Regions from separate parts of the Homo sapiens genome. Here region 2 is linked to region 1. Evidence: chromatin contacts called from ENCODE Hi-C or POLR2A ChIA-PET data. All regions are on one chromosome and are shown on one strand. The core of a region is the stretch at or near the end of the contact, and the rest is flanking DNA. Distances in the headings are between cores, read along the strand shown. Region 1 holds the start of LATS2 (large tumor suppressor kinase 2). Region 2 holds the start of CRYL1 (crystallin lambda 1).

Evidence for each region. A loop is a pair of places that touch in the nucleus more often than their neighbours do. ChIA-PET counts read pairs that join two places held with the same protein, here RNA polymerase II (POLR2A). Pooled maps may share reads with other maps.
Region 2: a loop to region 1 is called in a pooled map, with 4 times the contacts of the local background. The contact joins the promoter of CRYL1 here to the promoter of LATS2 in region 1. A Hi-C loop is called at or near these places in 1 of 37 single-sample maps with no recorded cell type and 5 of 50 pooled maps. POLR2A ChIA-PET finds 5 or more read pairs at or near these places in 1 of 52 experiments (WTC11).

The regions. Positions count from the first base shown.
Region 1 is chr13:21,060,147-21,063,139 of GRCh38, reverse strand. LATS2 (large tumor suppressor kinase 2) reads left to right here and starts at 1,554. Exons shown (of 8, transcript NM_014572.3): 1 at 1,554-1,794. RefSeq lists silencers at 1,340-2,139, 2,280-2,689 and an enhancer at 2,195-2,993.
Region 2 is chr13:20,524,342-20,527,334 of GRCh38, reverse strand. It overlaps CRYL1 (crystallin lambda 1), which reads left to right and starts at 1,478. Exons shown (of 8, transcript NM_015974.3): 1 at 1,478-1,581. The coding sequence starts at 1,541. RefSeq lists an enhancer at 963-1,072 and a silencer at 1,253-1,802.

The DNA of each region.
Region 1 (2,993 bases), core at 305-2,804:
CGTGGGCAATGGAGTGAGACTCTGTCTCTAAGAAAAAAAGGAAAAAATGTGGAAAAGTACATAGGTAATGCCAGTAGGGCTCAATTGCAGAATATTGGCTGGAGACTTATTTTGCTCCCAGTACTGTGCAAGATATCTGGGTAGCATACAGGATACTATCGAAAAATTAAATTGAATTCTAAGCTGCACGATGATGGTTTCTTTTTTTTTTTTTTGCACACTTCTGCTGGCAGGAAGGGATTACGGTTTGATTATCAGAGCCCAAAGAAGAGAGAAAACAGAGATCTGAGAAGATTCCCTGGAAGAGCTGAGGCCTTAAGAGATTGAAAGAGAGGGAGGGGAGGAGGATGAACCAGGGACTGAAGGCTGGGTGAGACTGTCAAAATAGTGCACAGATAATGACCTTTACTACTGTTTCCCATGAGAGTAAAATTTAAAAATTTCACAAGAGTTTGTCAATTAAAGAGGAAATCGAGTTGACTTTAAACACTATATTGACCCTCAGCATCACTTGCCACAGATATAGGTGGTAGGAAGTATGATGTTAGGAGAGCCAGAAGTAGACTGAGGATTTGGCTTCCAGTCTATTATTTCTACTGTGAATCTTTGCACCATCCCTGCTTCTGTCCCTGTACCAGATCCACAGTCCTCAAATGGATAGTGAAGCTGTTCAAAACCCACGACCTCACTTGCTGGTATATACGGTACTATACTATTCCCTACACCATAAAATACTTCTCAGAAAGAAAATATACATGGGGAGGGGAGGTTGATTAAATTAAATCAGGTTAAATTTGGGTGTGCATCAGACGTTCTTTTTTTTTTTTTTTTGAGACGGAGTTTTGCTCTTCTTGCCTAGGCTGGAGTGCAATGATGCGATCTCAGGTCACCGCAACCTCCGCCTCCCGGGTTCCAGTGATTCTCTTGCCTCAGCCTCCCGAAGAGCTGGGATTACAGGCATGAGCCACCACGCCTGGCTAATTTTGTATTTTTAATAGAGACGGGGGTTTCTCCAAGTTGGTCAGGCTGGTCTCGAACTCCCGACCTCAGGTGATCCACCCGCCTAGACCTCTCAAAGTGCTGGGATTACAGGCGTGAGCCACCGCTTCTGGCAAACGTCCTTCTTAATTGTTTGATTCCACTGTCCCAATAGCCGTCTGTCCTTTTCTGCCCCTATTTTTAGTGTCCAGCCACTAGTTGGTAACTTGGTGGCTCCTTCAGGCCTGCTAACTTTTTTTTTTCTTTCACCAAGACTGGTATGAGATACTTAAGAATAGTGGCTTTAACGACAGTTACCAACTTTTAATACAAATGCAGTCGAGAGGGCAAATACTCAAGTTTGGGGGCAGATAGCAGCCAGTCAAATAGGTCCGAGAGGCCCTGGCGAGCTACCGCAGGCCAGCAGGGAGGCCGTGGGCAGGTGGCGGTCGAGGCCGGAGGCAGGAAGCACGGCCGGGCGGGGCTGGGCGGAGCGGCCGCGGAGGAGCAGGGGCCGCAGGCGCCCCGCCCGGACTGGTATGCGGCCGAGAGTGACGCGGGAGGCGGGGTCACGTGACGCCCGTGGAATGCCAACAATGTAGCGAATGTCCCACTTGGGTCTGCGCTTTGGAACCGCGGCGTGAGCGCCCCGGGAAGATGGAGCAGTCGCCGTCCACGCCACCGCCGCCGCCCGGGGCTCCCCCGTCCCTGCGGGGCCAGCAGCAGCTCCAGCCACCAGTGCCCGGTCTCCCGGCGCGAGAGGCCCGGGAGCCGCCGGCCAGGACGCCCCCGAGGGTGTAGACCGCGCCCCTGGAGGTGAGGGGGCTGGGAGCTGGGGTCGGGGCGGCAGCTCGGAGGGTGGCGAGAGTTTCCGCGAAGCGGTCGAGCCCTGCGGCTCCGCGCACCTACTGTGGTGCCGAGGCTCCGGGAAGGGCGCCCGGCGGGGCGGCCGAGGAAGTTTGTCCGGACGGAGCCCTGCGCCCTGCCCCCACGGTCCGCGCCCGCCCGGAGCCGCCCCCGCCCGGCGGCTCGTAGTCCAGGCCGTACGGAGCCCGCGGAGCCGGTTCCAGAGGAGCCGGGGAAGTTGGAGGCCGGCGTCGGGCGGGGGCAGCGGGGCTGCGCCGCTTTGTTGTGCGGCGACCGGGGCGGCCGGGATCCCGGCGGGGCAGGGGCGGCGCGGGCCGGGGGCGGTGTCCTAGACCCGAAAGGCCGTAGCGCCGGGCGCGCCTCTGCTTCCGCTGTCTCCGGGGGATCGGCTTTTCACTAGACGCCCGGCCGGGCGCCCCTGACAGCCTCGGGACCCCCGGTCCGGCGGCGCAGCGGTCCCACGGATCCGGGGCCATCCTCCCGGCCGCGCCATCGTCCCACGGGCCAATCAGTCCTTCAGAGCCCGCCCTGTTGGCCCCCGCCGGCCGCCCCGTCGTCCCGCGAGCCGACGGACCCACGGCGGTGCCGCAGTCGAGGCCGCGCCGCCCCTCAGCCCCCGGTGGCTGCGCCGCCTCACCCACTGCCGCGCGGTTCCCACCCCGTTCCCCGCGGCCGCGCCGCCGGCTCACGGGCCAGTCAGCCCCTCAGAGGCCACCGGACCCTGGGGGCGCCGTTCCTCCCGGGCTGCGGGCGGCCAGGCCCTGCTCGGCGTCTCCCGGCCGGCTGCCGCGCCAACTCTGCGAGTTTGCTCACGGTCTTGGCGGGACGCGGCCCGAGGCGCAGGAGCGCTTTCGTGGCCACGCGAACGGCGGCCGTTGCATAACACGCCATTCCCGTGCCCTAGTTTAGCGACGTGTGGGGGGTTTGGCTTTCTCTTCTGATGTAAGCTCACCTGCGCTTAGCTCCCCAGCCGGACTCTGGAGATGGGGATTCTGACATCATTCACATCTTGCCATCACATCCTTCAGCCCAACTCCAGAACTTCTGGGGAGCTTTCCCTCGGGGATGGAGTGCGGCCTGGAGCAAACCCGTTTGTGAAATGCAAGTCTCCAGTGTCCCGAGGGTTGGGAACGGGGGGCGAGGCGAGG
Region 2 (2,993 bases), core at 229-2,728, 540 kb after region 1:
ACACACACATATATATACACACACACTAGAGATGCGGGGGGGGGGGTTCTCACTATCTCGCACAGGCTGGTCTCAAACTCCTGGCTTCAAGCAATCCTCCTGCCTCAGCCTACTGAGTAGCTGAGACTACAGGCGGCACCAGCCTGGATAAGTTTTTTAATTTTTTGGTAGAGACAGGGGTCTCGCTTTGTTGCCCAGGCTGGTCTTGAACTCCTGGCCTCAAGCTATTATTTACTACTCAGCTTCCCAAAGCGCTGGGATTTCAGGCATGACTTTGCAGGGAGCAGCAAACAAGCCAGTCTGCTGCCCCCATAGCCTCCGGTAGTGAGCAGTCACAGGATGCTCACTCCCTGGGTGCCTTGATTATTATATTGGCTGCCTGTGTAACTGACTACAGAAACTGCTCCATCAGAAGATGGAAGCTTTGGAGCCTTGTATTCTCAGCCAGAGCAGGCGCGGTTGCTCAGGCTAGCGGCTGTCTCAACAATGTACTGTAACATTCCCTCCAAAAAGTCCTCAACATTTAAGCTTGCCTTCTACTGTGTGTAAGTTGCATGTCCGAAACACTCCATTACGGATATGGGAATATAATCAATCCATGTGACTTAGCCAATCTGATGAGTGAGAGATGACTTATCTTCCTTGTGTTACTTTTCATTTCTCTTGAGGTTGAATACTTTACAAATATTTATCGATAATTTGTGAAACTGTTCTTTAAAAAACAAAACAAAACAAAAAAACCTAACCCCTCCCCTGAGATTTCTCTTTCCACGTTCCTGACTCAGGGGAAACAAAGGAAGACTTCCTTTTATCATCTCAGTGTTGGCTGCGGTTCCAGCTTGAGTACTGTCTCCTCTGTCTAATGACTGTGTCATTTCCCGTTCAGCTTGTGCTGTGTGGACGCACACCACTGTCAGGCAATGTGTGATGCCCCTTCCTCTTGGTCTGTTCCGGGCTCCAAGAAGGCCAGGAGTCAGGGCACGAGGGCATTTCCTTTTTCTGATACATAAACCGAGTGCAGAGTGTGCTCCGTGGAGGAATTCAGACGTGTCCTTCCGTAGCGCAGATGAACGCATCAGGTGTTCTCTTTCACTGCTGTCGCAGTCCCTGCGCCCAGTTCGCAGTTGGCGGCAGCGGCAGGCGTCTTTCAGAGACGAATTAGCAAAGGGGACATTCTCTGACAGTTTCTCTAGGGTGCTTTAGCGCTAGAGCCCGTGCCAGCCTGCCCGTGTCCCCTCCTATAGACACGGACTTCACGGTGAATGCTGACAGTCACAAGCGCGTGGTCTTCCCGCTTTCCACCCCCCGACGTGCCCCCGCGCTGGTCCTGCCCCTGCCCACGAGGGTCGGCGCGCCGTGTGTCTCCCGGTGTCTCGGGCCCGCGGCGCGCACCCCACTCAGGGACCAAGCGGCCCTCCCCGCCCTCCCGGTCCGCGCGCGCAGCCAATGGGCGCGGGACCCGCCCTCCCCGGAGCCCAGAGCTCGCAGCTCCGCCGGCGCCTGGTCCCAGCGCCCGCGGCGCCGCGTCCCCGGCCCAACCATGGCGTCCTCCGCGGCCGGCTGCGTGGTGATCGTTGGCAGGTAAAGGGCTCCGAGCCGCGCTGCTGCCCCTGGAGCCCGGGGAGACGCCGGGGACGTGGTGCCCTCGCGTGGGGCCCTCGGGGTGGGCGCCGGGTCGCTGTCCCCGCCCCGGCCTCCGGTCCTCCGAAGCCCTGCGCCCTGCGGCCCCTACGGCGCTGGCGGGCTCGGGGAGAGGCGCGGCTGGAGGGGCTTGGCAGGTGGAGGCGCCCCGCGGAGTTGGGTCTGCTTCCCGGGAGCCAGCGTTGCAGGAGGTTCCGAGGTTGACCGCCCAGGCCGCGGGGCCTGCGGTTCCTGGACTCTGTTGAATGTCGCCGCGTCTGCCCGCAGGTCCACATAGAAGTGCCAGGCACCGTGTTGAATGAAACGAATTCTGGCTGCGATCCTGCGACGACTGTGTTCTCATCCCCATTTTACGAATGAGAATACTGAGACTAAGCAGTTTACCTAAGGTCACAGGCGTTTAGTGACGGAGACAGGACTAGCCCAGCAGGGAGGGTGCCAGCGCAGTCCTGTCGGCGACGATGTCGCTGGAGGCCGCAGCAGGTGTTAGGCGAACATACACGCAGTCCTAATTCCTGGGCGAGGCGATGTTTCCAGAGGGGAGGTGGGGGCCGATGGAGCCCAGAGAGTTTGCTAAGTGTGTCCATTTAACAGCTTAAATTCTGCCCAAACTGATTTTTAGTGTGTGCTTCCCCCACCCCGCCCCCCACCCCTACGGTTACAATCCTTGCTATTTTTGTTTTTTAAAAAGGGGCATTTGTATGTACCTTTCTTTGGCCAGCTGTTAGCAGCAATCTATAAACATGTTAATACTTGCTATTGATAGTTAAAAGCACCTTTTTGGTGACTGCTGTTGAGGTGTTGGCCTGCCCCCGACTCCGCCCCCCATCAGTGTACAACCCGGTGTGGAGACCACTTCCAATGTCAGGGTGTTTCCTTCCCACTGAAGGAAGGCATCAGATTCCTTGTTGTCAGCTTTCTTTTCTCCAGAGCAGTGGAGTTAACTGTGCCTTTGTTCTTTCTGGCCCATGAGTGCCCGTGGTTGAATAGTGAAGGCATATTAAAAAGTGCACTTTGGGCCGCGCGCGGTGGCTCACCCCTGTAATCCCAGCACGTTGGGAGGCCGAGGCAGGCGGATCATCTGAGGTCGGGAGTTCGAGACCAGCCTGACCAATATGGAGAAACTCCGTCTCTACTAAAAATACAAAATTAGCCGGGCGTAGTGGCACATGCCTGTAGTCCCAGCTACTCGGGAGGCTGAGGCAGGAGAATCCTTTGAACCCGGGAGGCGGAGGTTGCGGTGAGCCGAGATGGTGCCATTGCACTCCAGTCTGGGCAATAAGAGCGAAACTCCGTCTGAAAAAAAAAAAGTGCACTTTGTACCAGTGGTGGTAGTTACCTCTGTCTTGCAT